Regions from separate parts of the Homo sapiens genome. Here region 2 is linked to region 1. Evidence: read pairs that join two places in POLR2A ChIA-PET (ENCODE). Cell type or tissue: GM12878. All regions are shown on one strand. Each heading gives the region's core, and the rest is flanking DNA. Links, peaks and the distances in the headings are about the cores only. Region 1 overlaps LYRM9 (LYR motif containing 9). Region 2 overlaps LINC01992 (long intergenic non-protein coding RNA 1992).

Region 1 (4,391 bases), core at 311-4,310:
CCTGGGTGACAAAGCAAGACTCCAACTCAAAAAAAAAAAAAAAGAGAGAGAATCACAATGAGCACTTGTTTGTCTCTATTCACTTTACATGTGATTAATGCACACATAAGAAAACCGGTCACAGAGAGGTCTGATAACTTGCCCAAGATCACACAGCTAATAAAGCTGGAGCTTGGATTTGAACTCTGGCAGTCTGGCTCCAGAGCCTTTTTCTAAAAAAAAAAAAAAAAAAAAAAAAAAAAAAAAAAAGGCTGTATTGAGGTATAGTTGATATATAATGAACTTCATATACTTAAAGTATATAATTTGATAAGTGCTGCCACAGGTACACACCGGAGAAGCCACCGTCATAATCAAGAGAGTTAACATATCTATCATCACCAAAATTTACCGCATACCCTTTGTAATCCCTCCCTCCCGCCCTCCCGACGTCCCCATCCCCAGGCAACCGCTGCATTTTCCAGAGTTTTGTATAAATGGAATTATACAGCAAGCTCTCTTTTGTGTCTACAGAACCCACATTCTTCTCTGTATTAACACTCTCTCTAAAGAACCCACAACTCTAGCTTAACCTCTTCTTTTTTAAAGGAACTATGAGAGTATAGATTGTTTTAAATGGTAGGTTCTAGAACATATGGGCTTGCAAAGCTTTCATCAGGCTCCTGCCTGAACCTCTGCCACAGCATCTGCCTGGTGTCCCAGTACCTAGCCTGTCACTCCAGTCTCCTCCACACTGACACCACGTGAGCTCTGGAATCAGTGTCCTGGGTGCATCCCAGTCAGCCACAGGAACTGCTCCCAGACCCCTCAAACCACCAAATGTGGCGCCTTTCAGTGCACATGCAGCTCCCTGGCCGTGGACTCCTTCCCATCTTCTCCGTGTGAGGAACCTTGTTCATCCTTCCAGGCTCAGCTTAGTGTCCTTCCTCCAGGAAGCCCTTCCTCACGGTCCCTCTCTGGAGACAGAGGTGCTCACCCTGTCCTCTGTGGGGCTGCAGTGCCCCGCTCATGGTGCTGCCAGGGACTCATCTGCTACCTCGCCTGTGGCTCTCCCTGGGCTGAGCGCCTGGCCCGCAGTGGGCTTCACTCACTGTTAACTAAACAGAATGAAGCTACTATCTCCTCTGTACAGAGATGCCCCTTATGTTCCAGATGAAGGAGCTAAAAGAGATCTAGTGACTGGCCTTAGTTTTAAAGGAACATATAAGAAAAAAAAAAAAACCCTCCCCTCACCTTGCAAAAAGAACCAGAAACTAAATCTATCAGATGCCCTTAAACTAAGAAGGGAAGCTTAGGAAGTAGCTGGTTCCAGAGGCTCCTTCATTCCATTTACATCCCATTATCTCCTCGGCAACAATAAATGTGTCTCCTCAGCTACGTTAGCCAATTCCTCCTGGTTCCCTGGATTCTTGCTCTGATGCTGGAGTGGATAGGTGGTTGTCTGACCCCCACCATCTATTCTCCCTTCTAGTAACAGCCCCAATGTGTGATCTGGGGTGCACCCCTCCCCAGGTCTTGGCCCAGAAGGTCTGAGTGGGACTATCAGAGCCCTGCATCCACATGGATATAAGGACTAGCTCACACACGGGCACGTGCCAAAAGCTAGTCCAACCAGAGTGCATCGCAACACCTCTGCAGAAGTGGCGTGAAAGGACTCTAGCTCCTTCCCACTAAACTTGATGCTGGGAGGATTTGATCCTCTCTCAGTGAAGCCACCTTGCCTCCTCTAGAAGCCTGAGACCATAGCCACATAGCAGAAGGCAGAGCTGAGACCCTGAGAAAAAAACAAGCCCAAATAACGTATTTGGGCCAGGGGTGATGGCTCACGCCTGTAATCCCAGCACTTTGGCAGGCTGCGATGGGTGGATTGCTTGAAGCCAGGAGTTTGAGACCAACCTGAGCAACACAGGGAGACCCTGTCTCTACAAAAAATAAAAAATTAACTGGGCATGGTGGCATGCGCCTGTAGTCCCAGCTACTCAAGAGGCTGTGATGGGAGGATCACTTCAGCCTCGACTGCAGTGAGCTGTGATCACACCACGGCACTCAGCCCGGATGACACAAAGTGAAACTCTGTCTCAAAAAAAAAAAAAAAAAAAAAAAAAAGAATTCATTTGGGCCCTAAAACCATCTACCTGAAGGAAGTCCTTCCCCTAGACTTCTCAATGATCTGGGCCAATTAATCCCCTTTCACCAAAGCAGCTGGGGTTTGTTTTGTCACTTGTATCTCAAAGGGTACTAACTGATGGACAGATCCTCACAAATTCTTCCACAATGCAATCTGATGACTCCAGCTGTAAGGCAGAGTCGGACAGGACAGGGCTTCTCAAGTTCCTCCTGCTATCAATCATGACCATGCCAGTCCGACTCACCACCCAGAAATCAGAGGGGAACCCGTTCAAGGGTGGCCAAGACCATCAGGAGCAACCACAGGAGACATACCACCAAAGTCCCAAACCTGATGGGTAGACTCCACTGGCAGGCTTCCCCAAACTATATAAAGTAGTAATCAAATATTGTAAAATGCTAGTCGCGGAACAGATGGTTACCATCTGCAGTCCTCAAAATTAACATTTGGAAAGAGCACAACTTTGTTTCATTACTTAAAAACTCAAGCAATACTTAGTAACCAACCCAGCAAGTATGGGCGGCAGATTATTTTCAGCTCAATTATAATACTTAGTCATTCTCAGTAATAACTAGTAGAGAATACATGTGTGGGTCCACTTAGAAGAGCTAAACTAAAAATGTTTTAATTTAATTTAAAGCGTAGGTTTGCTATTATTTAAGGGGCAATGAACCTCACAGCATCATTGCTAAAACTGCAGTCAATGCCTCTGGGCCTGGCAACACTTGCCTCCCTTGCCCTGCCCTTTGGACTTGATCTTGGCCTCTGCATCCTGGCTCCCTGCCTCTGTGATGGCTCCTCCATCTTCCCAGGCAACCAAACCAAAATCATCACAGTCAACCCAGGTTCCTCCTTCTCCTCAATCCCCATGCCACTGGTTTCTTTCTTTTCTTTTCTTTTTTTATTTTTTTTTTTTTGAGACAGAGTTTCGCTCTTGTTGCCCAGGCTGGAGTGCAATGGCGCAATCTCGACCGCAACCTCCGCCTCCTGGGTTTAAGCAATTCTCCTGCCTCAGCCTCCTGAGTAGCTGGGATTACAGGTGCATGCCACCACACCCAGCTAATTTTCGTATTTTTAGTAGAGATGGGGTTTCTCCCTGTTGGTCAGGCTGGTCTCAAACTCCCGACCTCAGGTGATCCACCCACCTTGGCCTCCCAAAGTGCTAGGATTACAGGCGTGAGCCACCACACCCGGCCCCATGCCACTGGTTTCTAATTCCTATCAAATTCCACCTCTGAATGCCCCTCATATTTTTCCCTTCCTCTCTACTCCACTGCATACCCTTGGTTCAGACTCTCTCTGAGACAACTGCAACAGCCCCTAGCTGGTCTCCCTGTCTTCCAGTCCATTTTCTGCCATCCTTCTCTGCCCAACAGCCAGAGTGAATCTTTCTAAAACATAAATCTCAAAGTGTCCTGTCCTTCCTAAAACCCCTAATATCCACCCCTGCCCCCATCATTCATGGCAACTTTTCCCAAAATGTAGAACAAATACCTGAAATTACTTTAAGTAGTATACAGCCAGTATTTTTTATTGTAATGATTTTATATTTATTTTCATGTGTAATGAGGGGGGAAAAACACGTTTTCATAGGTATTAATGGCCTAAAGCAGTTTTTTCAAATGCTCATAAAACTGATTTTTTATGTATCAAATTGAAATGTGGACCCGGCAAAAATCATGAGGGTCCTGAAGTGTGGAAAGCACTGGTCTACAGAATAAAATCCAGGCTCCTGTCCATGGCCTGCAAGGCCCCTCTCGATCTGGCCCCTACCTACCCCTCATCTGCACCTCTCACCACCCACAGCCTAGTCCAGGCAAACTGAGCCCTGTATGGCACACTCCACAACAGCCCATGCTGTGTTTGCCTGTTATGGTCTCAGCACTGGGGCAGAATGTCTGGCATGGAGTAGATGTACTTACTCATTGGGGTTCTCCAGAGAAACAGAACCTATAGGAGGGAGGGTGTGTGTGTGTGTGTGTGTGTGTGTGTGTGTGTGTGTGTGTGTGTCAGAGAGAGACAGAGGTTTATTACCATGAACTGGCTCATGCAATTATGGAGATTGGCAAGTCCAAAATCTGCAGAGCCAATGTCCCAGTTCAAGCACAAAGGCTGGAAGCTGCTGTAGAACCAGGAAGAGCTGATGTCCCAGTTTGAAAGCCACAGGCAAGAGAATTCTCTTACTCAGGGGAGGCTTAGACTTTTCGTTTAAGGCCTTCAATGGATTGGAAAAGGCTCACCCATATTATAGAGGGCTGTGTGC
Region 2 (4,391 bases), core at 184-4,183, 77 kb after region 1:
GGCAGGCCCAGGGGCATCGGCAGGACTGGAGCTGATTCAAAGGCAGAATTGATCTTTCAAGCCTCATTTTCATTTCCATTAGCACCCTATCAGACACCTTATCCCTGAGCCAGTTCCTATCCATGTATAATTTATACATTTGATTTCAATAGATTAATCTCTGCCTCTTTCACAGGAGAGTACAGCAGAGACGGTTCTCTCTCTCGTTTTCCATAGGGAGAGTAATCATATATATTTCCATAGATCTCAATCCGTTTCCACCTAGAGAATTTCTTTTAAGATTAATTCCAAACTCACTGTCATATTTATTTAGTTTTTAGGACTGGGTGGAACTGTGGGTACGTGTGATAATTTCTGTTTATGTAGGAGGTGGGCTTATTCCAGGCATACCAGGGAGGAGACCAGCCTATCTCCTCCTGGTGCTTAGGAATGGCCATCCACTTTGGGGGTGAAACAGGGATGTAGGGAGAAGACTAAAGCCACCCTCCCCTGGAGCTAGGGTCAGCGCCCACTGACCTCTGACCCAAGTGTAGCCCTCCATCCCCTGAGCTCCAGGGCTTCTGGAAGAACACCAGAATAGCACAAGACAAAGATAAGATACTCTTTCCAAAACCTACCACATTTCCACAATCCAAGGCTCTCTTATTTCTCCCTTTCTCCATTTTTCTTCCCAGTGCCCTCTGGATTCCAGAGTCCAATTTTGGAATCACAGTTTTCAGAACTCTCTTGGGCGGGGCACTGTGTGTAGCTCAAACCTGTAATCCCAGCACTCTGGAAGGCTAAGGTGGAAGGATCACTTGAACCTAGGAGTTCAGAACCATCCTGGGCAACATAGTGAGACCCCATCTCTACAAAAAAATTTAAAAAATTAGCCAGGCACAGTGGATTGCTTCTGTAGTCCCAGCTACTCAGGAGGCTGAGGCAGGAGGATTACCTGAGCCCAGGAGTTTAACGCTTCAGTGAGCTATGATGGTGCCACTGCACTCCAGCCTGGGTGACAGAGTGAGACCCTATCTCAAATAAATAAATAAATTAAAAAATATTAAGTACATAACTTTTTAGAAAATACAAATTGCCTATCTGATTTGGTGTAGTTGACAAATTAAAAAAAAAAATACAAGCCAGGCACAGTGGCTCATGCCCATAACCCCATACTTTGGGAGATTGAGGCAGGGGATCACTTGAAGCCAGGAGTTTAAGACCGGTCCGGGCAACAAAGTGAGACCCCCATCTCTATAAAAAAATTTTTTTTAAATTAGCCAGTCACAGTGGCATGCACCTGTAGTCCCAGCTTCTCAGGAGGCTGAGTCAGGAGGATAGCTTGAGCCCAAGAGTTCAAGGCTGCAGTAAGCTATAATCATGCCACTGTACCACTCCAGCTATTTGGGAGGCTGAGGCAGGAGGATCATTTATTTGAGCTCAGGAGTTTGAGGCTGCAGTGGGCTATGATGGTATCACTGCACTCCAACCTGGGCAACAGAGCGAGACCCCGTCCCAAAAAAAGAAGAAAAAAGAACTACCTTGGCAGTGATTGAACTCCCTCTCCCCATTCCTTATAGCCAAAGCCTCTTCTCAAGAACCCTGTGTTTCTCTGTTTATGGGCAATTTCACCCCCTGAGAGTCAAGCCACAAGCCTTCCTGCTGGAAGTTCTTCCTGGTTGGGCAGCATGGCAGATTGTATTTTCCAAGATGGCTGCAAAAAGATATCCCATCCCACAGGTCCTTACAACGTGACACTGATAATTCTCCGATTGAGAAATGGGGTCTACATTTCCTCCAGTTGAATCTAGGCAGACTTGTGGCTATGGCAGAAGTAACGTTTTTGCTCCTGCATGCTTATTTTAGAACTCTTGTTCTTGGAGCCCAGCTGCCATGCTGTAAGGAAATCCAGACCACACAGAGAGGCTACATGTAAGTGTCTGGGCAACAGCCGCGACTAAGGTGCTTGCAAACAGCCAACATCAATGTCAGTCATGTGAATGAGGAAACCTTTGGAATGACTCCAGCTCCAGCAAACATCTGATTCTAACAAAGACCAAGAGATCATGAGCAAGAATCACTTAGTGAACCCCTACAGAACCATGAGAGATAATAATAGAATGATTATTGTTGTCATTGTTGTTTTTGAGACAGGGTCTTGCTCTGTCGCCCAGGTTGGAGTGCAGTGATGCAATCATGGCTCACTGCAGCCTGAACTTCCCCGGCTCCAGTGATCCTCCCACCTCAGCCTCCCAAGTAGCTGAGACTACAAGCACATGCCACAACACGGCTGATATTTTTGTTTTTTGCAGAGATGGGGTCTCACTCTGTTGCTCTGGCTGGTCTTGAACTCCTGGGCTCAAGTGATCCTCTTGCCTTAGCCTCCCAAAGTGCTGGGATTATAGGCATGAGCCACTGTGCCTGGCCTGATTGTTATTGCTTTAAGCTGCTAATTTTGGGGGTGCTTCATTTTGCATCAATAGATACTGAAACAGGCATGGTTAGCAGAGCAATTGGAGATAAAAGTGAGCCTCTGGCAGCTTCCCCCTCTCCAGCTTAAAAGACATCCCACATTTATACAAAATCACATGCAAATGAGTACTGAGAGCCTCAGGTCCTCCCTCCCTCAGCAAACATTTGGAAAGGAGAAGATGGGAAAGGAAGAGAGACAATATTCATTGCATGCCTGTCATATACCAAGTAGGTGTCTTCTAACCCATTATACAGCTAAAGAAACTGAAGTCCAGGGAAGTTAAGTAACTTAACCAAGCCCATACTGCTAGCAAGTGTGCTGTCTGTGAAGTGGGGCCTGCATAAGTCGCCCATGGACTGAGACACATGTGGAGGGAAGCGGTGCTCAATAAGTATTAGTGGAATGAATGAAAAAATAAATGAATGCACACCCCCAGTCTTCTCTTTGTAGCCTTTCTTTTTCCAGTGGCTCAGAGGGAGAACCCACCCAGTTTGCTTTTCTCATGAAGGGCAAGAGGAGGAAGGAGGTGGCTGTTGGCTGAGTCCAAGACCCCCTGTTGCTGGGCTCCTGCAGATAGGGTGGCCTTCTCTGCCAGCTGGGAGTTGCCATTCTGTTGTTTCTCTCCAGTCATGGGCTCAGGGCTACCTCCTCTGGTCTCAGTCCTCTTTCGGGTGCAGCTCCCCGCCTGAGCTTCAGGCCCATCTCAGCCCATCTTTCCTGCATGTGCAGCCTCTGGTGTCAGTTCCTGGGGCAGAATCAATGCCAGAGTGATTGCCACCACAGAAAGGTAGCCAGGCAGGGCCAGCAGCTCCTTCTTGCACCCTTGTCCTCTCCAAGCACAACTGGGATCAGAAATAACCTTCTCCCTTGCCAAGGCATTTGAGGAGGACTGCAGGCCCTGCAGCTATAATGTCTTTCTCTTGTTCTTTTTTTTTTTTTTTTAACCCAGCAAATCATATTTTCCCAGGAAAGAAGGAGAAGAAAGCAAGCATGGAGAGGGGAGGAATTTACACCAACCAAACACCTTCCACATCCCAGGCACTGTTAATGTGTATTCATTATCTCATTTAATCCTCCTAATAATGCTGTGAGGTACATATTATTATTATCCCTGTTTTACAGATGAGGACACGGAGACTCAGAGAGGGTAAGACAGTTTCTCAAAGTTACACAGAGTAACTAATGGGAGTTAGGGTGAGGTTTCAAGCCCAGCCGAGCCTGTATGGCTCTAAAGCCAATGCTGTTTTCACTATAAGCTTTTTCCTTTTTCTCTTTCCTAGGAAGCAGAATCCTCTTGCCCCTGGAGCCTATGGGGCCATCACAGGGCCAGGAGGTAACCTGATCTCCATCACCCAAGTATCATGCACGGAGCTGGGGCAAAACTCTGTCAAAGATCACAAACAAATTACTCAGTCAAATGTATCCGAGCCACCTCTGGTTCCTCACTTTTGTGTACAAGACAATTGAACTTCTGATATTTGGTTCTGGCCCACTCAGCACTTCAGAGCCTTCAGCCGACCATAACCCTGCCTCCCAGAGCTTAGATCAAGCCAAATAAGGAGCTCTACTCCTTTCCCATATATCTGACCTAGCCCATCACTGAATTCCATTTCTGCTAAATACCGTGATAGCACAGTGGGTCAGCACCCAAGTTCTGGAGCTACACTACCTGGGTTCAAATTCTGGTTCTTAATACTAATAGGACCTCTAGCAAGTTATTCGACCTGTGCCTTGGCTTAGTTTTCCCACGTGCAAAATGGGGTTAATAAAAACACCCAACAAATAAAGTTGCAAGGACTCAGTGAATTAGTACGCAGAAGGGCTCATCATATTGTAAGTTGGCTATTGGTGCTATTTCTGGTTTGATCTAAACACTCTCCACACCCAGAAAGAACACATCCCAGGGCTTGCAGCAGCTCACACTGCAGACCACACTAAA

The links. Peaks named below come from ENCODE experiments on the same cell type or tissue, not always from the same donor. Only the 100,000 strongest peaks of a DNase experiment are listed, where the experiment ranks them.
Region 2: POLR2A ChIA-PET joins it to region 1 with 5 read pairs; 3 of 35 experiments call an interaction of 5 or more read pairs at or near these places.

The regions. Positions count from the first base shown.
Region 1 is chr17:27,883,622-27,888,012 of GRCh38, forward strand. The region is part of intron 1 of LYRM9 (LYR motif containing 9); the gene reads right to left. Among named protein-coding and RNA genes, the nearest start is that of LYRM9, 7.5 kb to the right of the region's middle. RefSeq lists a silencer at 1,945-2,094. In GM12878, for the core only: no CTCF peak of the experiment used is centred there; a DNase peak (open chromatin) is centred at 2,170.
Region 2 is chr17:27,960,594-27,964,984 of GRCh38, forward strand. All of the region lies in intron 2 of LINC01992 (long intergenic non-protein coding RNA 1992), which reads right to left. It overlaps LOC124903962 (a long non-coding RNA gene), which reads left to right. Exons shown (of 2, transcript XR_007065683.1): 2 at 3,733-4,239. Among named protein-coding and RNA genes, the nearest start is that of LINC01992, 29 kb to the right of the region's middle. In GM12878, for the core only: no CTCF peak of the experiment used is centred there; no DNase peak of the experiment used is centred there.